6 separate regions of the Homo sapiens genome follow, and regions 1, 3, 4, 5 and 6 are each linked to region 2. Evidence: chromatin contacts called from ENCODE Hi-C or POLR2A ChIA-PET data. All regions are on one chromosome and are shown on one strand. Each heading gives the region's core, a stretch centred on a gene start or an enhancer-like site at or near the end of the contact. The rest is flanking DNA. Distances are from core to core; before and after follow the strand shown. Region 1 overlaps YJU2 (YJU2 splicing factor homolog). Region 2 holds the start of PIAS4 (protein inhibitor of activated STAT 4). Region 3 holds the start of DOHH (deoxyhypusine hydroxylase). Region 4 holds the start of HDGFL2 (HDGF like 2). Region 5 overlaps SH3GL1 (SH3 domain containing GRB2 like 1, endophilin A2). Region 6 holds the start of MFSD12 (major facilitator superfamily domain containing 12).

Region 1 (4,219 bases), core at 1,585-4,084, 260 kb before region 2:
ACCAACCCTCCTGCCTCAGCCCCCCAAAGTCCTGGGATTACAGGAACATGCCACAGTTCCTGTCCTGGGCCTAGCTCCCCACCCCCCTCCCCCTTTTTCAGGCAGGATCTTGGTCTCTCACCAAGGCTGGAGTGCAGTGGTACAGTTACACCTCACTGCAGCCTCAATCTCCCGGGCTCAAGTGATCCTCCCACCTCAGCCTCCCAAGTAGCTGGGATTCCAGGCCTGAGCCACCACACCCGGCTGGAATTCCATTATTTATGCCAGAGTTCAGCCTTCACCTACTGGGGACATTGGGTTCGTTCCCCATAATGTTGCTGCTAAACACAGTGTCACGACAAACCTCCTCGTGGGTGTTTCCTTATGAATGTGGGCAAATACCTCTTAGAACAGACAGCCAGAAATGGAACTGCCTACTCAAAGAAGGTTCATATTGTTCACTTTAAAAGATTCCAGGCTGGTGCAGTGTCTCACGCCTGTAATCCCTGCACTTTGGGAGGCTGAGGCAGTCAGATCACCTGAGGTCAGGAGTTCAAGACCAGCCTGGCCAAGATGGTGAGACCCGTCTCTACTAAAAACACAAAAATTAGCTGGGCGTGGTGGCAGGCACCTGTAATCCCAGCTGCTGGGGAGGCTGAGGCAGAGAATTGCTTGAACCTGGGAGGTGGAGGTTGCAGTGAGCCAAGATCACACCACTGCACTCTAGCCTGGGCAACAGAGGGAGACTCTGTCTCAAACAAACAAACAAAAAGATTGTACAGGCAGGGCACAATGGCTCAGGCCTGTAATCTTAGCACTTTGGGAGGCTGAGGCAGGCAGATCACCTGAGGTCAGGAGTTCAAGACCAGCCTGGCCAACATGGTGAAACCCTGTCTCTACTAAAAATACAAAAATTAAGCCAGGCGTGGTGGCGGGCGCCTGTAATCCCAGCTACTCTGGAGGCTGAGGCAGGAGAATCGCTTGAACCCGGGAGGCGGAGGTTGCAGTGAGCCAAGATCGCGCCATCGCACTCCAGCCTGGGGGACAAGAGCGAGACGTCGTCTCCAAAAAAAAAAAAAAAAAAAAAAGGTAAAGAAAGAAAAAAAAAAAGAAGAGAAAACAAAAAGAGCCCAGATGCACACTCAGGCGACAACTAAATATAAATATCTGGGCTCATGCCTGTTACAGTGGCTTATGCCTGTGACCCCAGCACTTTGTGAGGCTGAGGCAGGAGGATCACTTGAGCCCATGAGTTCAAGATCAGCCTGGGCAACATGATGAAACCCAGTCTCTACTAAATATACAAAAAGTTAGCCAGGAATGGTGGCATCCACCTGAGGTCTCAGCGACTCGCGAGGCTGAGGTGGGAGGATCACCTGAGCTCGGAAGTTCAAGGCTGCAGTGAGTCAAGAATACGCTACCGCACTCCAGCCTGGGCAACAGAGTGAGATCCTGTCTCAAGACACAAACAAACCTCTGTGGAATGACCCTCGAATTGTGCTAACAGAGGAGGTCCTGGGACCTCCTCATCAGACTCTGGGAGAGAGAAGGGGCCCAGGCGGTTGGCAGGTTTCCTTTTATTGGTTCTAGACAGTTTGTGGAAGGAAGAGATGAGGCCATCTAGAGGCCGGCAGGCTCGCCCAGTGCCCCAAACACTGCCACCCTGAAGTAGTGTTGGAAGCTGCTCCAGGGATGTTGCAGCCCTAAGCACAGTGACAGGTGGGGGCAGGAGCAGCAGGGGTCCCCGAGGTGTTGAGAGGCTGGTGAGGGCACAGAGAAGGGACCTCCTGGGGCTGAGGCCCCTGGTGGCCCTATGTGTTGGAGCACGCTGGCGCTTGTCTGTCCGGCCTCCAGTCACGCCAAGGCCTCCTGCCCTGACCACCAGCAATGCTGGCCTCAATGTGGCTGAAGCTGGACGTGTGACTTTGACCCCGTGAGGGGGTCCTGGGAGGGCTCAGTTGCTGCCGTTGCTGTCGTCACTGTCCAGGTATGCACCCAGTTGGCTCAGGGAGGACGCGCCAGGCGTCAGGGGTGTAGGGTTGGCCTCCTTCCTGTTCTGCGGGGCTCCTGGTGGGAGAGCGAGAGTTAGCTCATCTCAGCTCCACAGCAGACAGGCCAGGGACAAGGCACGGGGCCGGCCACCTCTGCAGGTTTGCAAGGTCCAGAGGTGACAGCATGTGAATGGCCTGGCCTTTCTGGATGGCACCTGATGGGACCCATTGCAGATTTACATCTGCACACCCGGGACTCAACAGCTCCGCTTCTGAACAATGGCCAATGCAAACCTTGCCCAGGCAGGCAACGTGCGCTGCCAAGAATGGAAATGGCGCAAAGTTCACAGTCCAGTCACTGTGGACTTAATCGCCTTAGGAAACATCATACTAAGGCAACTAAAAGACAAAAACAGGCCGGGCGCGGTGGCTCATGCCTGTAATCCCAGCATTTTGGGAGGCCGAGGTGAGTGGATCACCTGAGGTCGGGAGTTCCAGACCAGCCTGACCAACATGGAGAAATCCCACCTCTACTAATAATACAAAAATTTAGCCGGGCGTGGTGCTGTAGTCCCAGCTACTTGGGAGGCTGAGGCAGAGAACTGCTCAAACCAGGGAGGCGGAGGTTGCGGTGAGCCGAGATGGCACCACTGCACTCCAGCCTGGGCAACAGAGCAAGACTCTGTCTCAAAAAAAAAAAAAGAAAAAAGAAAAAAGAAAAAAAGAAGCCGCCTGCCTTCTCTGCTCACTCCACTAATTGGTCCTGTGGGGGTCGCAGGCCGCCCCCACCCACCCCATGAAGTCTCTGTAACTGCAAAGGGAGCTGCTGCCACCTACAGGCCACTATAGAAACCGCGCCCGGCTCTGGGAACTCTGTGACCTTACCTGGGGTGGGGGCCGCCTGAGGCTGCCCGTTGCTGCAGTCCGGGTCGGCCTTTGCCTTCTTCACCACGACCAGCCTCGACAGCGGGGGCCGGCTGCCCAGGCTGCCAACGCTCTGCTCCCAGACCTCCACCTTCCTCTTGGGCTTTGGGGCCTGCAGGTGATGGGGACACATGTGGGGGTCTGGCCCGGATCCAGGGCCCAGTCTGGCCCCTCGCCACAACCCCTGCTCACTGCCCCATGCCCACTCTTCCACTGCTGCACTGACCACATTCCTCCTCTGCTCTAAACTCCTCTATGGCTCCCCACTGCCCTAGGCTTGGCACTCAAGGCCTCTGCCCATTCTCCATCCCACATAGCCTGGTCTGGCACTTCCTGAGTCACACCATGGCTTCTCATCTCCACGCCTTTACCCATGCTATTCCCTTCACCAGGGATGCCCCCTTTTCCATGCACTCGCTTGGTGAACTCCTACTCACCCTTCAATACCCAACACAAGACACCCCTCCTCTGAGAAGCCCATCATGGTTCAAGCTCACATGCAGGCTGCATGTCCACGCTCACAGTGCCCTCTGCTGGCTGTTATAACTCTCTCCCCAACTCTGCCGTGAGCTCCTGTCTTCCCCACTGCTGGCTCTGCGGTGCCACAAACAGTTCCTGGCACAAGGAGGTGCTCAATGTACTTGAGAGAACGAGTGAAAATGGAGGAAGCCGCCTTGAGAAAGAGTTAGGGGCAGGTAGAAAAGGCCTCCAGCTCCTTAACTGCAACAGAAGGGACCCTTTAATCTATATTATTAAAAAAATTTTTTTGGGGGGAAGGTCTCACTCTATTGCCCAGGCTGGAGTGCAGTGGTGCAATCATAGCTCACTGCAGCCTCGAACTCCTGGGCTCAAGCGATTCTCCTGCCTCAGCCTCCTGCAGGTGCACGCCACCATGGCAGGCTAACATTTTTAATTTTTGTAGAGACGGGATCTCGCTATGTTGCCCAGGCTGGTCTCAAACTCCTGGCTCAAGCGATCCTCCCGTCTCAGCGTCCCAAAGAGCTGGGATGACAGGCGTGAGCCACTGCATCTAGCCTCTTCAATCTGTTTTATGTTTAAATAGAGGAAGTGGTAACCACTGGGTTAAGGAAGTCCCAATGGGTGCTCTGCCCTCACGGAGCTCACCGTGTGGGGAGGGAGAGGGACAAGGAGACCAATACCCAGGATAACATCCATCTGGGTGAGAGAGAAGCCAGGGTGCGTGAGCTTGAATTGTGAGGATGAGCTTCTCAGAGGAAGGGCGTCTTGCATTGGGTATTGAAGGGCGAGTAGGAGTTCACCAAGCGAGTGCTTGGCAAAGGGGGCATCCCAGGTAAGGGGAATGG
Region 2 (4,189 bases), core at 270-2,769:
CACAGAGCCCTGAGTGCTGTGTTTTCAGATCCCAGGGGGTAATGTGAGAGGACCGAGAAGAAGATACGTACAGGTCAGGACCGTGGGGAGGGAAGATGTGAAAGGGGATGGGGGAGGGAGAGGTCCCCTAACCTCCCCGGAAGCCGTGGCCTTGCGGGCACTTCTAAGGGTTTTAGACCCTCAGCTCTAGGTAGGCACCTACAAGAAGGTACATCCCCTGGAATGGGGATACTCTGAGCTCAATCCCAGGATGATTAAAAGTGGTTCCAAGCTAGGAGATGGTATCTATGGGACATGGGACCTGGACAGGACCCAAAGTATAATAGAGCAGCAGCAACAGTTGTTCTAAAGAGGCCAGCCTTGGACCCAGTGGGGACCCTCCAGAGATCAACAAAAGAGAATAGGCAGAAAGAGAGGGGACCTTAGAAACCAAAGTTGGGGTGCATAAAAGTTCTGGGGGCTGTGTAGGGGGAGGGTGGGTGTCTGACCTAAGAAGTAGACTCGCTCAAGAGCAGAAAATAGGAGAAGCAGCCAAGGTTTGAGGACAGTATCTGATGCTGCACAGGTGAGGTTTAGAGCCCCCTGAAGCAGAATCAGTAGCCTCAGATTCTGTCCCGAGAGGAACGAGGTAGGACCAAAGCACAGTCCAGGATTTAAGATTAAAAAAAGGAGAATAAAGAAGGTCTGTGACCAAGAAGAGTGGTCCGAACTCCATCCTATGGGGAGGGAAAGGGAGGGCCCAGCCTTCCCCCAAGCGCCCACTCCGGCGTGTGAGAGACGGTGTCGGGAAGGGGGCGGGGTTCTGGGACCAATGCAGGAGCTGAAGAGGGGCTCAAGACCGAGCCTGAACTCCAGACCCCAAGAGGACGTGCCGTGTCTTGGGGGTGGTCTCAGGGCCCTGACTCCTCCACCTGGACGGTGGCAGGACACTATCCAGGACTCGGGGGACCCTTCCGAGCAGGAGACTCGCAAACCCCAGCCTGGCCTGTTGGGCGGGGACGAGACCCAGATAGCAGTCCTGGGAGCCCTGTGGGCGGGGAGGCGCAGACACTCCCCCCAACACACCAGCCAAAAAGCAAGGACCCCGGCTCGGAACCAAGAGGGCAACGAGTAGCTCAACACGTCCCGCATCCCGGCGGGACGGTGCCTCAACCGGGAGGCGCGGCCCTGGCCTGGCGCTCAGGGACCGGGACCCTAAGGGCTCGGGCTGGGTGGGGGGACCCTGCCTGAAGCCGGGGGAGCGACCCCCGGCGCGAAGACCTGGGTGAGGCAGGAGGGCCCCGCCCCCGGCCTCCCCGCCCCCCGCCCTCACCCTGAGACCGGGGGTCGGGGTCTGGGGGCCGGGACGGCGAGCCGCGGGCCGGCCGCGCTGTGGGGCCCCGGACAGAAGGCGCAGACCTCGACCTGCGGCCCGGCCCCCGCCCTCTCGCCCACTTGCCCCGGCCGGCGCCGCCACCGCTCACTCACTTTGGCCTCCACCAGCTCCGCCGCCATCTTGGTCACCAGCGTCCCCCGCGCCGGGAGCCCCCAGCCGTCGCGTCACGTGACCGCTCACCACTCGCGGGCGGGGCCGCCGCCCGGGCCAATTAGCACCCGCGCGCGCTCCTCCCGCCGCCGGTGCGCGCTGCTGCCTCCTGCGCAGGCGCGCGCGGCCACCGCCCGGGCCTCCGGCCAATCAGGTCCGTCCTACACCAGCGCCCCCCCCCCCGCTCGCGGCGACCACGCCTACCCCGGCGGCGCCTGACTCCTTAAAGTGGTACTAGCCCTGCGCAGGTGGGGACGGGTGCTCGGTTTCCTCTAGGGAGGGAAGGCGAGAGGGGGCGGTGGCAGCGACAACAATGCAGCTAGGTGCCGTGGCTTCCTGCGCGCGGCGGCCGCCAGGTGCGTCTCCAGACTCCCGGCGGCGTCGGGCAGGGGATGGTTGCTCCGCCGCAACGGCCGCCAGTGCGTACAGTGAGGCGCCTTGCAGCGCAGCGCGGTGCAGGCTCCACGGGCCCAGACACCCCGCGCGCTGCACATCCGGGTCCTGGTGTGCAGATGGGGCGTGGGCTCGGCAACCAGCTGGCTGGGGGCGCCCGGCGGAGAAAAGCGGGACCCCTGCTCCCAAATTCCTTGGAGATCGTACAGCCCTCACCTCTTTGCAGGCGCCCCCCCCATCCTGCCTCCCCACCCATGGGAAACCTTGGATCTGCACCAGTTGGGACCTCTTCTCCAAAGCGCTCCTTGGCTTTGGAGCTAAGTGGCTTCGTGCCCGTAGAAGTGGATTTCAAACTTCAATAATCAAGTATTTTAGTGCAATTTATTTTTTATTTTTATTTTTGTAGAGACGAGGATCTCATTATGTTATCCAGGGTGGTCTCGAATGTCTGGGCTTAAATGATCCTTCTGTCTGGGCCTCCCACAGTGCTGGGATTACAGGCGCGAGTCACCACACCTGGCTAGTCCAACACTTTAAACATAAAAAAATCAGTGCAAAAGAGTCCATGATGGATGAAATACCAAATTGTTATTTATTTATTTATTTTCGAGACGGAGTTTTACTCTTGTTGCCCAGGCTGGAGTGCAATGGCGCGATCTCAGCTCACTGCAACCTCCATCTCCCGGGTTCAAGGGATTCTCCTGCCTCAGCCTCCCAAGTAGGTGGGATTACAGGCGACTGCCACCACGCCCAGCTAATTTTTTTTTTGGCCAGGCTTTTCTGCAACCCCTGACCTCAAGTGATCTGCCCGCTTCAACCTCCCAAAGTACTAGGATTACAGGCATGAGCCATCATGCCCAGCCTTTTTTTTTTTTTTTTTTGAGAGCCTTGCTGTGTTGCCCAGGCTGGAGTGCAATGGAGCGATCTCCACTCACTGCAACCTCTGCCTCCTGGGTTCAAGCGATTCCCCTGCCTCAGCCTCCCGAGTAGCTGGGATTACAGGTATGCACCACCATACCCAGCTAATTTTTTTTTTTTTAGACGGAGTCTTGCTTTGTCACCAGGCTGGAGTGCAGTGGCGCCAGGCTGGAGTGCAGTGGCGCAATTTCGGCTCAGTGCATCCTCTGCCTCCCGGGTTCAAGTGATTCTCCTGCCTCAGCCTCCCGAGTAGCTGGGACTACAGGTGGGCACCACCACGCTCAGCTGATTTTTGTATTTTTAGTAGAGATGGAGTTTCACTGTGTTGGTCAGGTTGGTCTATGAACTCCTGACCTCAGGTGATCCACCGGCCTCGGCCTCGCAAAGTGCTGGGATCATGGGTGTTAGCCACCGCACCCGGCCTGAAATACCAAAATTTTAAGTAAAGAGCCAGACGTAGGAGTGTGCGCCTGTGGTCCCAGCTACTTAGGAGGCTGAGGCAGGAGGATCGCTTGAGCCCAGGAGTTGGAGGCTGCAGTGAGCTTTGATCATGCCACTACACTCCAGCCTGGGCGACAAAATTATAGGAGGCGGTTGTTTTAGACTAAACTCTTGTGCTAGGCACCAAGACACAGGAATAAACAAAATGCAGCTAGTCACACTCAGATTCTAAGTCACAATGACGAAGCTAAGTTGTTATCTGACCTTTGGGAAAACCAGGAGGGAGCCCTATCAGCCCATTTTCTCTTTTATTTTATTTTCTCTCTTTCTTTCTCTCTCTCTCTCTCTCTCTCTCTCCCTTTCTTTCCAGGAGGAGTCTCACATTTGTCGCCTAGGCTGGAATGCAATGGCGCAATCTCGGCTCACTGCAACCTCTGCCTTCCAGGTTCAAGCGATTCTCCTGCCTCAGCCTCCTGAGTAGCTGGAATTACAGGTGCCCGCCACCACACCCGGCTAATTTTTTTGTATTTTTAGTAGAGACGGGGTTTCGCCATGTTGGCCAGACTAGTCGAGAACTACTGACCTTAGATGATCCGGCCAACCAATTTTCCAAACAGGCCAGTTTCAGCCTTCAGTGGCCAATGTCCTAAAATTCCCTCTGCTTAATTTCTTTAATCCTTACACAAAAAAACTAGCCTGGCCGGGTGTGGTGGCTCACGCCTGTAATCCCAGCACTTTGGGAGGCCAGGGCGGGTGGATCACGAGGTCAGGAGATCGAGACCACCCTGGCTAACACGGTGAAACCCCGTCTCTACTAAAAATACAAAAAATTAGCCGGGCTTGGTGGCGGGCGCCTCTAGTCCCAGCTACTTGGGAGGCTGAGGCAGGAGAATGGCATGAACACGGAAGTCG
Region 3 (4,256 bases), core at 180-2,679, 510 kb after region 2:
ACCCAGGCTGGAATCCAGTGGTGTGATTACAGCTCACTGGATCCTTGAACTCCTGGACTCAAGCTATCAAGCCACCTGAGTAGCTGGGCCTACAGGCATGAGCCACCAGGCACAGTTGATTTTTTTTTTTTTTTTTTGGAAATGGAGTCTTGCTCTGTTGCCCAGGCTGGAGTGCAGTGACAGGATCTCAACTCACTGTAACCTGTGTCTCCCAGGCTCAAGCGATTCTCCTGCCTCAGCCACCCAAGTAGCTGGGATTACAGGCTGAGCCACTGCGCCCAGCCAAATTAAAAAAAATTTTTTTTCTGTTGAGACGGGGGCTTACCACATTGCCCAGGCTGGTCTTGGAATCTTGGGCTCAATCGATCATCCTCTCACCCCACAGCCTCCCAAAGTGCCAGGATTACAGGTATGAGCCACCACTCCTGGCAGTCACCCACATTTTAAAAATAAGAGATTGCAAGCAGGGCACAGTAGCTCACGCCTGTAATCCCAGCACTTTGGGAGGCCAAGGCAGGTGGATCACCTGAGGTCAGGAGTTTGAGACCAGCCTGGCCAACATAGTGAAACCCTGTCTCTACTAAAAATACAAAAAGTTAGCTGGTGTGGTGTTGCATGCCTGTAATCCCAGCTACTCGGGAAGCTGAAGCCTTTTTGTATTTTTAGTAGAGATGGGGGTTTCACCATGTTGGCCAGGCTGGTCTCGAACTCCTGACCTCAAGTGATAACACCCACCTCGGCCTCCCAAAGTGTTGGGATTACCGGTGTGAGCCACCGTACCCGGCCTCTTTCAGGTCTTTCTTCAGATGTCACCACCTCAGATTCTGGCCACCCTTCCTGAAACTGCACACCCTATACATACACCGCCCTTGGCTACCGAATTTTTTCTCGTTAGCCTTTTTCACCATCTAATAGGTATTGCATTTACTTATCGTGTTATTTTCTGTCTCTATAACAACACTGGGAGGCGTACGAGGGTAAGGGCTGAAGGCTCTCTTGTCCTCAAGGCCATGTACTATTTATTACATACATGAATGAATGAACGACTGCATTTCTTCCTTTTTTTATTCCTCACCTACTTAAGGTTCGAGCTCCCTGAGCCCATTGGCCAACACCTCTGGAGTCTGACCACGCCTAGAAACACTGCGCATGCTCCGTTGCTAGCCAGCCCAGGCAGGGCGCTGAATCGGCACAAACCAGTCTCACTTCTTGTACCGCAGTGGGGAGGTTGGAGAGAATTTTTTCCCATGAAAGGGCATACGTTGCCCGTCCCCTTCCCCGAAGAACGCACTAGGAATACTGTTCCTGCGTTTGCATGAGCTGTGGCACCAGCACCGACTCAGCCTTCCGGGCCTCCCTCATGCACGGAGCCTCTCACTAGGTCTCACCCGCGGCTGCGTTGGTGCCGTCCGGCACGGTCACGTGGGCGAGAAAATGGCGGCCCCCAGACCGCACTGCGGGCGTCGCGGCAGGTGAAGCGGTGGTGGCAGAGGCGCCTGCGGTTACTGGCCGGGCCGACGGGTCCTGAGTCTCCAGAGCTCGGTGAGGCGTCCCGGAGGCGGCGATCACGGTGTGGGGCCCGGGTCTGGCGGGCGGTGGCACCGGGAGCGCCTCGTTAGGGAATCCGGTCTCAGGGATTCGTTGACTGTGGATGGGGCGGGTTAAGGGGTCTCGAGTCCCGGCGATCTCTTTCCTCTGGGATTTTTTACATGAAAGAGTGCCCACCTCACGTCCTGAAGCTCCTATGTCGTACGGTTGGGTCTCAATGGTCCCCAGTGCCCTGCCAGCTCGCACAGGCCTGCCCTCTGGTTTCTGATGACCCCTCTTTAAAGGTGTCACTCTCCTTTGATGGTCACCTGTGCTTAGGTGGCTACACTGCCCTCGTCAAGCCCAGGCAGCCTTGCTGACGCCACTGTTCACCAGAGAGGGCTGCCAGCATGCCATAGCCAGCCTGTCTTGAGATGAAGCATCCGCCAGGTTCTCAGCCGATCTGGAAAGAGAGGGGTCCCTTCTCCCCTTGGCTGTGTTCTTTTATCCTAAGTCATTCAACAAAGCGTTGGTGGTTTAGAGCCCGACTCTGGAGCCAGACTTCCTGGATTCCTAACTCTTCACGCTGCTCCCAAGCAAGTTCCCAAGCACAGTCCCAAACTGTGCCTCAGTTTCCTCACCTGTAAAATGGGGACAATCTTAGTAACTACCTCACAGGGTAGTGATGTAGATCGAATGAATTAATGAATGTAAAGAGCATGGAGTGCCTGGCGCGTAGCAAATGCTACATAAGTGTCAGCTGCTATTGTCACGGTTGTCGTTTTTATTTTATTTATTTATTTTGAGACAGGGTCTTGCTTTGTAGCTCAGTCTGGAATGCAATGGCACGATCTCGGCTCACTGCAACCTCCGCCTCTCGAGTTCAGGCGATTCTCCTACCTCAGCCTCCCGAGTAGCTGGGATTACAGGCGCCCACCACCACGCCCAGCTAATTTTTGTATTTTTAGTAGAGATGGGGTTTCACCATGTTGGTCAGCTGGTCTCGAACTCCTGAACTCAGATGGTCTGTCCACCTCGGCCTCCCAAAGCGCTGGGATTACAGGCGTGAGCCACCGCGCCCAGCCGGTTATTGTTTTTATTGAGGCCCTACTGCGTGCAGGTCATTGCACTAAGTGCTGGGAATACAACAGTGACCAAGATAGACTCAGTCCCAGCCTTCAGAGTTCTATTCTAATGAGGGATAAGACCAATCACAAGCAACTAAACCAATACTTTCCAATATGATATCTAGGAGTCTTAGGCGCCGTGGAGAAAAATAAAGCTGAATAAGTGAAAAGAGATGGAAGAGTAACATTGTCCATTGTGATCAGGGAAGGCTTCCATGAGGAAGTGATGTTGGAGACCCAGGAAAGCAAGAGGATGAGCACGGGTGTTCCTGGACCAAACTGAGGGTCGGGCTGCTATTTCTCATGGTCCAATAACGAGATGCAGATTAACTGGGGAGGAAGAGAGTTTTTATTTCTGTAACCGGTTACAGGGAGAAGGCCTGGAAAATATCGCCAGACCAACTCAAAATGACAAAGTTTTCCAGAGCTTATATACCCTCTAAGCTCTCCATCTACATGTAACTGAGCATCCATCTAAAGACTTAAAGTGACTAACTTCTTTTAATCTATAACTAAGATCTGAATCCTGAAGACTTTCCTTTGGAACCTCAGTAAATTTACTTAATCTAAATGGGTCCAGGTGCTGGGGTGATCACCCTTATCTCATCTCCAGTGGGTCCAGGTGCTGGGGTGATCATCCTTATCTTGTCTCCTGCTAAATCATGGAGGTTTGGGGAGTTCTTCAGACACCCAGTAAAACTTGTTTCATCCTAAACGGGTCACATTAAGAATTCCTTCGTTATTGGCTGGGTGTGGTGGCTCAAGCCTGTAATTCCAGCAGTTTGGGAGGCTGAGGCGGGTGGATCACCTGAGGTTGGGAGTTCGAGACCAGCCTGACCAACATGGAGAAACCCTGTCTCTACTAAAAATACAAAATTAGCCGGGCATGGTGGTGCATGCCTATAATCCCAGATACTCGGGAGGCTGAGGCAGGAGAATCACTTGAACCCTGGAAGCATAGGTTGTGGTGAGCCGAGATAATGCCACTACACTCCAGCCTGGGCAAAAGAGCGAAACTCTGTCTCAAAAAAAAAAAAATTCCTTCATTATCTTGTCATGCCTTAAGGCCCAGGAAAGGCCTGGGCAAAACTCTTCATGGGCTTTTGTTACATTCCAGCCTTTGTATGAGGGCACTGGCTCTTTTAGCTTTTAATGTTTAACTTAACCACTCAGTCAGTGCTGAAACAGTTATGGAGGCCTGTGTTAGTGAGGCCTGGCCTGCTACGTGGGGACATCTAGGGAAGAATGTTCCTCATGGAGATCACAGCAAATGCAAAGGCCCTAGGGCTGCACTGGGCCTGGCGTGTTGGAGGAACAGCGAGGAGGCCTGTGTGGCTGGAGTGGAGCTAGAGAGGGAAGAGGTGATGGGAGATGGTCATGAAGGGCCTTTGGGACTGTCAAGTAGTTGAGTGAGGAGGCATAGGAGGATTTTAAGCAAGGGAGTGATATGGTCCAGTTTACATATTGAAAGTACTTCTGAATCTGTTATCTAAGCTGTGTAACAAAAATCCCCATAATGGCTGGGGGTAGTGGCTGATGCCTGTAATCCTAATGCTTTGGGAGGCTGAGGCAGGATGATCACTTGAGCTTGGGAGTTGGAGA
Region 4 (4,007 bases), core at 1,174-3,673, 460 kb before region 2:
TAGGAGAGCAGGCTGGAGAAGGGGGGACGGGGGAGAGAAAAGCGAGTGCTCTGGGAAGAAGAGAGCTGGGAAAGGGAGGGAAGTGCCTATAAAGTTGCATTGCTCTGGTCTCCCCCAAGAAAGTCAGCGCGAGCACAGCAGGCTGGAGTGGCTTCTCCCCTCCCAATGCATTCCTTCCCCATCCACGTCTCCAGCTTCTAGGGGGCTCCCGATCTTCCCTGCCCCACTCACCCAGCTTCCTTCTCGCTTGGGTCTCCTCAGAGCTACTTTATCAGAGTCCCTGGCCCCTGGGCTCGGCCATGGGCCGCCAGGCCCAGCATCCCTCTCCCGCCAGAAGCATCCTAAATTCAGTCCACCCGAGGACCAGCCCGGCATGCCTCACAGCCCCGCTTCTCCCAAGACCCGCCCACGGTCCTCCGAGGCCCACCCATCCCAGCGGCATTGCCAGCTTCGGACCTGGGCTGGTTCTGGTCCAGAGCACCGTTTGGTGTCCCCCTCCACAGCCCCTCCCTGCTGCCCCAGCCTTCCACCCCCAGTGCCAAATTCCTCAGTCCTGCCCGGCAAATTCCACCAACCTCAGCCCTGGGAGACTCAGCCCTAAGACCTGGGGATGACAATAGCCTGGGGTCCCTGCTTCCCGCTGGCCTGTACCTCTCAGGGCCTGGAACTCACCCCCTCCACACCTGGGACTCCAAGGTGCGGAATATCCTTCAGGCCAGGACACCTGGGACTATCCAGGTCGTCGGGACCCCAGCTTCCACCAAAGGGGCATCCAAGGTCCCCTCGGCCAGCCCCCTTCCCTCAGAAGCGCTCCCACTCCCTGGGCCCGGGCCTGTCTCCATTTCAAGCATTGGGGTTGGACCACCCCACCCTCAAGTCCCTCCAAAACCAGCTTCTACATCCTCCTCCCCACAGGGGACCAATCCCCAGGGTCCCCCAACAGTCCCGATGCCAACTTCATTCTAAGGTCCAGTTCCCCGAGTCCCAGTGACCCCGTGAACAGAGCCCCGAGCCCCATTCCCCCACCCCCAGCCCCTCACTCAGAGGTCCCAGCTTCCCTTAGCCTTGACCCTCAACCTTCCCCCCTGACTGCCTCCTCCAACCCTGGACCCCTAGCACATGGCCCTCGGCCCCCCAGCCCCTCAAAACTGGGCTTCTCCAGGACCCACAAGGGAGTGCTTCAGCCCCCATATCTGACCCCAAATCTCAAGTTCCGCAGTTCTGCTCAAACTTGAACCTTGAGCCCTCAGGCCTGGGATCCCCAGGCCCTCAGGTGAGGGTCCCTCAGGTCCCAGACCCTCCCAGACACCCTGCGCACGGCTCCCTGAGGCACCCTGGACACCCCCAGACACACGAGGCGTGGCTCCCTCTGGGCCAGGGCAACCCCAGATCCCCATGGTGCAGCTCCCTCAGGCACAGAAGCCCCAGACCCCCAGAGCGCAGCTTCCTCAGGCCCAGGACCCCCAGACCATTGGCGCCGCAGCTCCTTCAGGCCCTGGACACCCCCCAGATCCCCACGGCGCAGCTCCCTCAGGTCCAGGACCGCCATTCCCCCAGAGTGAGAATTTATCAGGCCCCAGACCCCCAGGGCACCGCTTCCTCGGGCCCGGGACCCCCAGACCGTCGGCGCGCGGCTCTTTCAGGCCCCAAACACCCCCAAACCCCCAAGGTGCGACTCCCTCGGGCCCAGGATACCCCCAGACTCCCAGGGAGCGACTCTCTGAGCCCCAAAACCCTCATACACCAAGGGCGAGAGTCTCTCAGGCCGCAGACACCCTCAGAACCCCTAGGCGCGGCCCCCTGAGGCCCAGGGCCCCCAGACCCCGGGGCGCGGCTCCTGCAGGGCTTGGACACCCCCAGAACCCCAGGACGCAGCTCCCTGAGGCCGAGGACCCCCAGACCCCGGGAGGGGCTCCTGCAGGCCCAGACGGCGGGTCCTGCAGGATCCGAACACCACCAGACCACAAGAACGCGGCTCCCTGCAGCCCAGGACCCCCAGGCCCCGAGGGCGGGGCTCCCTGAGGCCCAGGATCCCTAGACCCCGGGGCGCGGCTCCGGCAGGCCCCGGACAACCCCAGACCCCTAGGGCGCAGCTCCCTGCGGCCCAGGACCCCCAGACCCCCAGGGCGGGGCCGCTGCGGGTCTCGGACACCCCCAGACCCCATGAACCCCAGACCCCCGGGGCGCAGCTCCTTCAGGCCCAGGACAACCCCGGCCCTCCAGTGCCCGCCTCCGGCCCGGGGCCCCCGCTGCCCCCCCCCCCCCCCCCACCGGCCCCATCTCCCGCGCGGCCTCACCCTGGCAGGCCAGTGAGGGTAGCCCTTCATCTTAGCGAACACCAAGTCCCCGGGCTTGAAGGCGTGTGGCATGCTGACGGCGAGAGGCCCAGGCCGCGGAAAGCGGCTGCAGCGGCGGTAGCGGCTGCGGCGGCGGCGGCGGCGGCAGCGGGAGGCGAAGCCGGGGGCGGGAGCGGGACGCCGAGGGGGCGGGGGAGGCTGTCTGGGCAGCCTGCCGACGCGCGCTTATTGGGCGTTGCGCCAACGGAAGTTCAGCCCTCCGGCCGTCACGGGCCGGCAAAGCCGTCGATCAGGACCACGTGCAGGGGACAGAGAAGGGAGGCGACCAATAAGAACAGAGGTTGGAGCACAGCAGTTAACGGGATTGGATAACGGACAGACCCAAGGGGCGTAACCCAGAGACTCTAATGGGAGGTTATGGGAGGTGAAAGGGAAAGGTGGGAGGAGACGAACAGACGCTCTAAGGGAGTGAAGGGGTGGAGCTTAAGGGAAAGAGGCAGGACATAGACCTCCACAAGAGAAGGGGATATAAGGAGGGCAGAACATTGGATACCGCAGAAAAGAAGGCCAATCACTTAACGCAATGGGCGGGTCATTGACAGCCTCTCCCGCTCAGGAGGAGAGGCTTAAAGTAGATATGCAAGCCATTGGATACCACAAGAGAAGCGCCTCAAGGTAGGGAGCAGGCATTGGCCATCACAAGAGGCGGGGCTTCAGCGGGAACGTCGGCCATTGGCTATCGAAAGAAGAGCGATACAACATAAAACAGGGACGGGCGATTGCCAGCTCGAGGAGGCGGGACTTAGAGGAAGGGGCAGGCTCCGGGGGAGCTCTTAGTATAAACAGCCACAAAATGCACAAAATAGTTATTTCTTCACTTAGTTAAAAACTTAACTGAGTACCTACTATATGCCAGGGCCCCAAAACGCCACACAGACCTATTCATTCATTCAAGAAAAATGTACTGAATACCGTGGGGCCGAGTCACTTGATTGTCCTGGGCTTCGCTCTCTGCACTTGGAAGATGGGGCCCATAATGATTGTGAGGACCCTGCTCTAGACTGAGCCCGGCAACAGGAAATACAGGAAGTATTAGAAGCTATAACTCGGCCGGACGCGATGGCTCACGGCTGTAACCCCGGCACTTTGAGAGGACGAAGCGGGCGGATCACGAGGTCAGGAGTTTGAGACCAAGCCTGGCCAACATGGTGAAACCCCGTCTCTACTAAAAATACAAAAATTAGCTGGGCGTGGTGGCACGCACCTATACCAGCTACTCAGGAAGCTGAGGCAGGAGAATCACTCGAACCCAGGAGCGGGGGGTTGCAGTAAGCCGAGATCGCGCCACTGCACTCCAGACTGGGTGACAGAGCAGAAAAAAAAAAGCTATAACTCTACCTTCCGGCAGGGCGTGGTGGCTCACGCCTGTAATCCCAGCACTTTGGGAGGCCGAGGTGGGTGGATCACGAGGTCAGGAGATCGAGACCATCCTGGCTAACATAGTGAAACCCCGTCTCGACTAAAAATACAAAAAAAATAGCTAGGCGTGGTGGCAGGCGCCTGTAGTCCCAGCTACTAGGGAGGCTGAGGCAGGAGAATGGCCTGACCCCGGGAGGCGGAGCTTGCAGTGAGCCGAGATCGTGCCACTGCACTCCAGCCTGGGCGACAGCGCGAGACTCTGTCTCAAAAAAAAAACAAAAACAAAAAACA
Region 5 (4,233 bases), core at 1,687-4,186, 360 kb before region 2:
CTTGGAAGGCTGAGGTAGGATTGCTTGAGGCCGAGTTTGAGACCAGCCTGGGCAACATAGTGAGACCCCTGCCTCTTTAAAAAGAAAAAAAAAGATGAGGCCTTGTCACAGGTATTCGCTGCGGTTGACCAGCCGTGCCCACCTGCCATTTCTCCGCTCTGTGCCTGGCACTGGGCGAGGCCCCTGTGGTCTGTGCGCTCACAGATTCCGCTGAGGAGGACTGCAGGGAGGGACGCGGAGATGGCTCTGTAGCACAGCGTGCAGCACCACAGCACCACCGATGCCGACGGGCAGGCAGACACCAGCCAGAGACCCGCTCCCCAGCCGAGGGAGGACCCGTGAACTCTGCTGTGAACCTGGAAATTACCAAGCACCACAGCATGACTGCCAGTGAGACCTGAGGACCCTGGGGCCGACCCCTCTGCGGGCAAATGTGGCGCATCCCTGCAGGCTGGGCCACAGCAGCCCTCCCTTGCCCTCCCCCACGCTGGCTTTCTTCTTTAAAAGAGAAAAAAAAACAAAACCCTGTGAATTCATCAGAGCAGATAGTCTGCTGGGGCACCAAGCCCGAGACGGGCATTTGTGTTCCGTGCTGTGTGGATCAGGTTTCCCCGCTGAGATGTTTAAATCCCAAGGCCGCCCATCGGCAGCAGCCAGCTCCACTCGGCAGGATTCGGAATTTTCCTCCTGCTCCTGCCAAGTGGCCACCACAGCTGTGCCTGCCGGGCACAGGGCAGCTGCCCACACCCCTCTGGGTAAAACCTGGGATTCTCCTGCCTACGGTAGCCCTGTCCTGACTCTCAGTCCACAGTGTCTTCACAGTTCATTTCTGTATTTTTCCACCTTGTATTCTCTGTTCTGTGTGTCACATCCCTTGCTCCCCTCCAAAGAGAGCCAAAGGTCTAAACTCTAATGAATGCCAGGCTTCAAAGGAATAGCCCCCTTCTCCCAGGGGGACAAGAGTCCCATGCTCTGGGGCAAAACCCCATCTTCGTGTCCAGCTTGCTCGTTTCCCAGGTGCCTGGCTCACAGGTGACAGAGTACAGGGTCAGGCAGAAAATCCATGCGGCATGCAGGTGGCGGGTGCAGGTGGGATGCGTGAGCATAGAGTGGGCAGGTCTCCGCTGGGCATCTCTGGGCAAAGATCTGAAAGACCACAAGCCAGTCTTGCCAAACCCTGGGGAAGTGTCCGGCAGGCAACAGTGGGATCCTTCCCAGAGGCCACTGCCAGGCCTGACTGAGCCGGGGCCTCTCCCATAGTGACTTCTCAGCCCTGGTCCTCGCCTGGCAGGGTTGGCCAAACCTCACTTCTCCCTGCTCCAGGCGGGGACATGTCACAGCCTCTGTGGGAGGCCAGCCGGCATCTGAAGCAGGGGCAGAGTCTTGGAGACTGTTCCCTCTTGGGCTCGGCCTGTTTGTTCCAGGCATGGGGAGAGAAGGCGCTGGTGTTGCTCTCAGGATGGCAGCCCTTGTGGGGCCTGCGGTTGGTCACTCGGGGTTTGCAGCTGGTACTCTGACCCCGTCCAGGTGGGGCCCTGTGGGAGAGTGGGGAGGGGGCCCCCACCCACCCTGCCACCCTGATGCAGGTTCAGTCAGCGGAGGGTGGTCTCACCCCTGAGCCCTGTTGGGTCCCTGGCTACTGAGTGGCCCCATTATTTTCCTCCGTTTCCTGCCATGCGGGGTGGGAACAGGAGGCGAGCCTTGTGGGTATGGGATGGACTCGAGTGCGGAGCTGTCATTGCCACTGCTGAGTCCGCTGCACTAGTCAGGGCTACAGCCAGCCTGCAGAGTCTCCCTCGGCAGGAATGGACTGCTGGGACCATGGCCTCAGTCCTCCCTCCCCACCGGTAGGGTCTCTGATGCGGGGGCATTGGGGCTGGCTGCCCCACAACAGGCAGCTCTTGCCTGGCAGATGGCACCAGGGTTAGGAACACTCGCTCCTGACAGCGAGCCCAGAGGCGCCCTCTGGTGAGCCTCCCCGTGGCGCCCAGCTCTGCCGCAGACTCTCGGTCCCCTCCGTGCTCAGCAGTGTGCTGGTGTGGAGACCGCAGTGAGTAGGGCCCCAGCGGGCAGGAGCCCACGCTTGGTTTCCGCGCTTGCGGCCGGCGCTGCACGTGGCCCGGCTGCCTTGCTTTTCCCGTGTTTCCCTTGTGGCTGCTCATCCCTGTGTCCATCTGTGCTGGTTTCTAGCCCATAAGCCTTGGAGAGAAGGGGCCTTACAGGGTTGTGTCCCCTGCCCAGTGCCTGGCCCGTGGGGGACCATCAGTCACCACAAGGGACTTGGCTGGAGCTGAGCAGAGGGACCCGGGTAGTTAGGGCACAGCCTCCCGGGTGTCAGGGGTGCGAGGAGTCAGGCGGTTGTGGGGGTTCAGGAAGTCGTCCTGGGGCTCAGGAAGGCAGGGTCCTGGATTCCCAGGTGAGATGGGCAGGTGGGGCCAGGGCCAGAGCCAGAGGCCACCAGGTGGGTCTTTGGTACCGTGGCGGGTCCCCAGCCCCTCCCCTCAGAGGCAGGATGTGGTCCTCGCCGGTAGGGCCTCTCCTCCTGCCCTGTGAGAGGCAGGGGGCTGGGGAAGGGCCCTGACGGAGCCACTCCTGCCAGCCTGCACACTGGGTCCTGCCTGGGCAGGTCGTGGGGCCGGGGTGGCCTCCGCCCAGAAGGTGTGGTTTCGCAGCCCGCTGGCTTCAGTTCTCCTCCCGGCTTCCCAGAAGAGTCCAGTCTCACATCAGCCACTCATTTCCCTCTCCGGCAGCCGCTGGCTCTGAGCACGCCCTCTCTCGCCACAATCAAAAGAAGTGAAACTGTCCCAGGAAATAGAGTGGAACGCCCCAAAAACACCTAGGGAGGGGGGGCTCCTTCCTCCTAATGCCTTCAGCAGAAATGGAGGGCAGCCCCACTCTCCTGCCCCGCAAGGGACAGTTCCTGCTTCTCACCTGTGCCAGAGTCAGCCCTCCCGCGGTGGGTGTGACGAGGTGATTTTTTTTTTCTTTCTTCTTTCTTTTGAGATGGAGTCTTGCTCTGTCGCCTAGGCTGGAGTGCAGTGGCTGGATCTCTGCTGACTGCAAGCTCCACCTCCCGGGTTCACACCATTCTCCTACCTCAGCCTCCCGAGTAGCTGGGACTACAGGCACCCGCCATCAGGCCCGGCTAATTTTTTTGTATTTTTAGTAGAGACGGGGTTTCACTGTGTTAGCCAGGATGGTCTCGATCTCCTGACCTCATGATCCGCCTGCCTCAGCCTCCCAAAGTGCTGGGATTACAGGCATGAGTCACCGCGCCCGGCCAACGAGGGGATTTTTAAGAAGCTTCCAAGGTGCTGTGTGGCTGAGTTGAGAGCCACCAACCCACAGGCAGGAAAGGGACAGGGGTCAGAGGCATGGGGCCTGTGCTCACTGAATGCCCGGCACACCCCGCACATGAAGGCAGGTGGACAGAAAGGGTCCCGATGCGTGGGTGAGGACAGTCCCGTGGTGTGGGGGCTTCCAGAGCCAAGCCTTGGAGGAGGGCCAGGAATTCCTTGGCAAAGGGGCTGGTGTCTTTTTGGGCAGGTTGCCAGGACACAAGACCAGCCGTGTACTCCGGGCAGGCTACCTTTTGCAGAACTTGGGGTTGGGGGCATTTGCACTCATGGTGCCTTGGGCTGTGACCTCCAGGCATGGGCTAGAGGGTACACCAGGTGCCTGGCGTGGGCAGAGCCCCAGGCTCAAGCTTCTCCTGCCCCCGCACTTCCTGCTCTTGGGTCACTTCCTCCCAGGCTGGGTCCTAAACTCCTGACTGCCCTGCTGGACACCCCCCAGCCCCACACAGCCAACGCAGTGTGGCACCACACGGACCCTCATGGCATCCCTTGGCCACGTCTTGTGACAGCTCGGGGCAGGCAAGCACCAATCAGACCTGGGGAGCACCAGGGGCACAGGCCATGGCCCACGGCACGCAACACCTCACTCTCCTGCCCAGGCCGTGTGTGCACGTCTTCACACAAGTGATCAGACCCGGGATGTTAAATTTGCCGATGACTTCAGAGATGGCACACCCTGTGACACTTGGCCCCCAGAGGGCAGGGCCAAGCTTGTGACCTCAGGCGGCCTCCCTCTGGGAGCCTCCATTTGTGGCAGGGCCTGGCAGCCACTCGGCTCTTCATGAAGCGCTGTGTGCTGGGAAGGGCCTCACACTGTCCATCCTCACTCTGTGCGGCATCCCTTGGCGCCAGGCACACATGGGATACGTGGGGTGAA
Region 6 (3,829 bases), core at 165-2,664, 450 kb after region 2:
CGATGCAGAGGCTCATGTTTGTAATCCCAGAGCTTCTGGAGGCCAGGGTGGGAGGCTTGCTTGAGACCAGGAGTTTGAGGTCAACCTAAGCATCATAGTGAGACCCTGTCTCTCCAAAATTAAAAATACAAAAGTTAGCCACATGTGGTGATGCGTGCCTGTAGTCCCAGCTACCTGGGAGGCTGAGACAGGAGGATTACTTGAGCCCTGAAGATTGAGGCTGTAGTGAGCCATGATTGCACCAATGCACTGCAGCCTGGGCCACAGAGCAAGACCGTTTCTTTCTTTCTTTCTTTCTTTTTTGAGGCGGCGTTTCACTCTTGTTATCCAGGCTGGAGTGCAATGGCGCGGTCTTGGCTCACTGCAACCTCTGCCTCCTGGGTCAAGCGATTCTCCTGCCTCAGCCTCCAAAGTAGCTGGGATTACAGGCACCTGTCACCACGCTCGGCTAATTTTTGTATTTTTAATAGAGACGGGTTTCACCTTGTTGGCCAGGCTGGTCTCAAACTCCTGACCTCAGGTGATCCGCCCGCCTCGGCCTCCCAAAGTGCTGGGATTACAGGCGTGAGTCACCGCGCCCGTCTCAAGACCCTGTTTCTGAAATAAATAAAAAGAGGAAAGAAGAGAAAATGCTGCTGGAAGGAGTAGGGCCTGAGTTAGGGGGAACCGCACACACCCCCTGGAGGAACTTGAAACCCTCAGTCCGGTGACCCGTTTGTGGGAGGACGTTGGTTGGACGGGGAGGGTCGCGCGCACAGGCCTGGGAGTCACAGACGCCTGACTCACTGCGAGCCTCGGGCAACTCTGTTCCTCGCCTGTAAAATGAGAGTGAAATTTGCGTCACCACGTGGGGCTCTTTGCAGGCAACGCTCGTTAAAGGCCAGCTGGTACTATTATGTTGATTACCCCCATCATTACCGTTAGTAACCAATTAATTAGTGTTGTTGCGTCCTCTCCGCGCCCGATCGCGTCTCTCTAGGCCGGGGAGTCAGCGGACCCCGAGGCCAGCTCGGGCTCAGACCTCCCCCCAACCCCAAATCCAGAGCCCGTCCCACTCGCTCCACCCCGGCCCGCAGTGGGCTGTCCAGCTCCGGGTGGACTGGGGTGGTGCGGGCCTGGAGGCCGGGTCTGGGTGGGAGCCGGCGGTGCCCTCTGGTCCATTTCCTTCCCCAGTCTATGGGGGTGCCGGCCACTCCTGCGGCGCGCTCGGGGTTCGCCCTCATACCCGGCGGGCGCTAGGACCGCGTGGGCGCCCGTCGTAGAGGCGGAACGAGCCCTGCGGCCACGCCCCTCTCCTCTCTCCTTGGCGATTGGCTGCGGTTCCCCGGGGCGCGGCTCCGATTGGCTCAGGCACCGGAACCTCCCCGCCCTGCCCCGCCCGGCGCAGTCGCCCGGCTCTGGGGCCCGGCGGCTGCAGAGTCGAGCGTGGGGCGGACGCGGCGGACGTGGGTGAGGGCGCGGCCGTAAGAGAGCGGGACGCGGGGTGCCCGGCGCGTGGTGGGGGTCCCCGGCGCCTGCCCCCACGGCACCCAAGAAGGCCTGGCCAGGGTACCCTCCGCGGAGCCCGGGGGTGGGGGGCGCGGGCCCGGCGCCGCGATGGGCCCGGGACCCCCAGCGGCCGGAGCGGCGCCGTCCCCGCGGCCGCTGTCCCTGGTGGCGCGGCTGAGCTACGCCGTGGGCCACTTCCTCAACGACCTGTGCGCGTCCATGTGGTTCACCTACCTGCTGCTCTACCTGCACTCGGTGCGCGCCTACAGCTCCCGCGGCGCGGGGCTGCTGCTGCTGCTGGGCCAGGTGGCCGACGGGCTGTGCACACCGCTCGTGGGCTACGAGGCCGACCGCGCCGCCAGCTGCTGCGCCCGCTACGGCCCGCGCAAGGCCTGGCACCTGGTCGGTAAGCGTCCCGGCCCCGCCACCTGTCGGGCAGCCCCTCCGAGACTCCGCGACCCGGGCGCCTCCTCCCTCTGACTCACCACCCGCCGTCTGCCTGCCTCAGGATCGGAGTCTCCCCTCGGTCTGTCTGTCCCGTGGCCCGAGCTTCCCTGCACTGTCTGTCCACGGCCTTAACCTCCCCTATGTATCTGTCTGCCCTATGAGCTGAGTTTTCACCCCTCTGTCTGTCCCCTGGCCCGAACCTCCCCTGTCTGTCTGTCTGTGCCCATGGCCTGAGCTTCCTCCATCAGTCCCACCACCCAGCCCCCTCTCTCTGCCTGCCTGGGACCTAAGTCTCCCCTGTTTGTCTGCCCCATGAGCTGAGTTTTCACCCCTCTGGCTGTTCCGTGGCCTGAGCCTCCCCCGTCTGTCTGACTACCCAGTGGCCCCTCTGTGGTGTCACTCCTGAGCCTCCCCTGCCTGTCCCACCATCCAGCATCCCCCGTCTTTCTGCCCCATGGCCTGAGCCTCCCCCGTCTGACTGTGCTGTGCCTCCCCCATCTGTCTGACTGTGCAGTGCCTCCCCCATCTGTCCAACTGTGCAGGGCTTCTCTATCTGCCTGAGCCATGAGCCTCCCCCATCTGTCTGTTTAACTGCCCCGTATCCCCTCTGTCTGTCCCTTGGTCCAGCCTCCCCTGTCTGCCTCAGAGCTGCTGTCTGACCTGCGGGGCCCTCACCATCTGACTACATGACTTTCTAGTGGGAATGCCTTTGTTTGTCTGAGCCCCCGGGCCACCCTGAACCCTCTGGAGGGTTGGTGGTGACTGCTCAGCGCCTCCTTTGTCAGTCTGTCTAGCCTGAGCTCGTCTATTAGGGTGACCAACTGGGACAGCTATGGCTGAGGGACAGTCAGGCCCCCTAGAGCCTCCTCTCTCTCTGTGTGTTCTGCCAGGGCAACCTGGTGCGTCAGCAGTTTGAGGGTGCTGCTCCGGGAGTTGAGAGTTGGGAGCCGCCTGGGTGGGACTGGAGGGTCAGGGGTCTCTGCCCTGTTCTTGCATTGCCTCTATCTGTCTGGCCAGGGTCAGGGACCCCCTAGGTCTGGGGGAGCTGCCCTGATTAGAGAGGGCTGTTGGGAGGGCAGGAGGCTGGCGTCATGGGCTGGGTCACCCTGCCCCAGTGCCCATCGATAAGACTGCAGGGCTGCCTCCCAGCGGCCCTCCTCTCCCCTCCCGGACCCTGGGCCTGAAGATTAGCCGGCCTCCTTCCCTGCTCTTCTTGCCCTCACAGAAGTGCCGGCTGCGTCCTGGCATTTGGGACACATGTGGCATTTCAGCAGGCAGGGCCAGGAATCCTGCTCAGTTCTTGGAATTCCAGGTGGCAGGAGGGGCAGGCGGGTGCCTCCTCACCCTTGGGAACAATGACTGGGATGGGTGGTTGGACCCAGGATCTGGGTGATGACATTTTTTGCAAGAGGCAGTGGATCTCCAGTGGTCTGAGGGTGGCAGGCTCCGCAGCAGGCACAGCTTGGGGACTGGAGTTTCATGTTTCCTATGTCCAGGCTATTCCTGGGGTACCTGAGGCGGCGGCAGACAGGGAGGGGACCGGCTGTCCCTTCCTTTGTGGTTACGTTGGGATTGGTTGCTGAGCGGAGCCCAGGGCCCCAAATGCCTCTTTGATCATAATAGTTGGATAAGCTCTTTGACAGTCGCGTAAGATAATTTCTGGGCGGGCCGGGCACGGTGGCTCACCCCTGTCATCCCAGCACTTTGGGAGGCCTCCTCACCTGAGGTCAGGAGTTTGAGACCAACCTGGCCAACATGGCAAAACCCCGTCTCTACTAAAGTACAAAAATTAGCCGAGCGTGGTGGCGCACGCCTGTAATCCCAGCTACTTGGGAGGCTGAGGTGGGAGAATCGTTTGAACCCGGGAGGCAGAGGCTGTAGTCAGCCAAGATCG

The links. Hi-C counts contacts between places; a loop is a spot of excess contacts on that map. ChIA-PET counts read pairs that join two places held with the same protein, here RNA polymerase II (POLR2A). Pooled maps may share reads with other maps.
Region 1: a loop to region 2 is called in a pooled map, with 2.4 times the contacts of the local background. The contact joins the enhancer-like site here to the promoter of PIAS4 in region 2. A Hi-C loop is called at or near these places in 1 of 50 pooled maps. POLR2A ChIA-PET finds 5 or more read pairs at or near these places in 3 of 52 experiments (A549, H1 and WTC11).
Region 3: a map with no recorded cell type shows a loop between it and region 2 (14-fold over the local background). The contact joins the promoter of DOHH here to the promoter of PIAS4 in region 2. A Hi-C loop is called at or near these places in 1 of 168 maps with a recorded cell type or tissue (B cell), 4 of 37 single-sample maps with no recorded cell type and 8 of 50 pooled maps. POLR2A ChIA-PET finds 5 or more read pairs at or near these places in 3 of 52 experiments (CD8-positive, alpha-beta memory T cell, activated B cell and endothelial cell of umbilical vein).
Region 4: a map of naive thymus-derived CD4-positive, alpha-beta T cell shows a loop between it and region 2 (7-fold over the local background). The contact joins the promoter of HDGFL2 here to the promoter of PIAS4 in region 2. A Hi-C loop is called at or near these places in 1 of 168 maps with a recorded cell type or tissue (naive thymus-derived CD4-positive, alpha-beta T cell), 1 of 37 single-sample maps with no recorded cell type and 8 of 50 pooled maps. POLR2A ChIA-PET finds 5 or more read pairs at or near these places in 4 of 52 experiments (H1, activated CD8-positive, alpha-beta memory T cell and activated T-cell).
Region 5: a pooled map shows a loop between it and region 2 (6-fold over the local background). The contact joins the enhancer-like site here to the promoter of PIAS4 in region 2. A Hi-C loop is called at or near these places in 7 of 50 pooled maps. POLR2A ChIA-PET finds 5 or more read pairs at or near these places in 2 of 52 experiments (activated CD4-positive, alpha-beta T cell and activated naive CD4-positive, alpha-beta T cell).
Region 6: a map of naive thymus-derived CD4-positive, alpha-beta T cell shows a loop between it and region 2 (3-fold over the local background). The contact joins the promoter of MFSD12 here to the promoter of PIAS4 in region 2. A Hi-C loop is called at or near these places in 1 of 168 maps with a recorded cell type or tissue (naive thymus-derived CD4-positive, alpha-beta T cell) and 12 of 50 pooled maps. POLR2A ChIA-PET finds 5 or more read pairs at or near these places in 3 of 52 experiments (Caco-2, GM12878 and SK-N-SH).

Annotation. Positions count from the first base shown.
Region 1 is chr19:4,266,411-4,270,629 of GRCh38, reverse strand. YJU2 (YJU2 splicing factor homolog) reads right to left here. Exons shown (of 8, transcript NM_018074.6): 7 at 2,856-3,006; 8 at 1,542-2,046. The coding sequence ends at 1,934. Among named protein-coding and RNA genes, the nearest start is that of SHD, 11 kb to the left of the region's middle. Within about 2 kb of position 2,834, at least 4 of the 41 ENCODE cell types and tissues checked have a DNase peak (open chromatin) inside an H3K27ac peak, as active enhancers do.
Region 2 is chr19:4,005,066-4,009,254 of GRCh38, reverse strand. It overlaps PIAS4 (protein inhibitor of activated STAT 4), which reads right to left and starts at 1,519. Exons shown (of 11, transcript NM_015897.4): 1 at 1,468-1,519. The coding sequence starts at 1,494. RefSeq lists silencers at 1,366-1,425, 1,456-1,755 and enhancers at 711-1,601, 1,956-2,085, 1,602-2,493.
Region 3 is chr19:3,497,847-3,502,102 of GRCh38, reverse strand. DOHH (deoxyhypusine hydroxylase) reads left to right here and starts at 1,429. Exons shown (of 5, transcript NM_001145165.2): 1 at 1,429-1,542. It overlaps LOC105372245 (a long non-coding RNA gene), which reads right to left. Exons shown (of 4, transcript XR_936262.3): 4 at 1,052-2,168. RefSeq lists an enhancer at 1,318-1,427.
Region 4 is chr19:4,470,713-4,474,719 of GRCh38, reverse strand. It overlaps HDGFL2 (HDGF like 2), which reads right to left and starts at 2,423. Exons shown (of 16, transcript NM_001001520.3): 1 at 2,298-2,423. The coding sequence starts at 2,369. RefSeq lists enhancers at 67-206, 1-508, 2,998-3,347, 3,608-3,777 and silencers at 2,228-2,287, 2,318-2,497.
Region 5 is chr19:4,367,839-4,372,071 of GRCh38, reverse strand. All of the region lies in intron 1 of SH3GL1 (SH3 domain containing GRB2 like 1, endophilin A2), which reads left to right. Among named protein-coding and RNA genes, the nearest start is that of MPND, 26 kb to the right of the region's middle. RefSeq lists enhancers at 1,183-2,130, 2,583-2,772, 2,131-3,080. Within about 2 kb of position 2,936, at least 33 of the 41 ENCODE cell types and tissues checked have a DNase peak (open chromatin) inside an H3K27ac peak, as active enhancers do.
Region 6 is chr19:3,555,171-3,558,999 of GRCh38, reverse strand. MFSD12 (major facilitator superfamily domain containing 12) reads left to right here and starts at 1,414. Exons shown (of 10, transcript NM_174983.5): 1 at 1,414-1,894. The coding sequence starts at 1,597. RefSeq lists an enhancer at 575-869 and silencers at 979-1,528, 1,569-1,638, 1,819-1,988.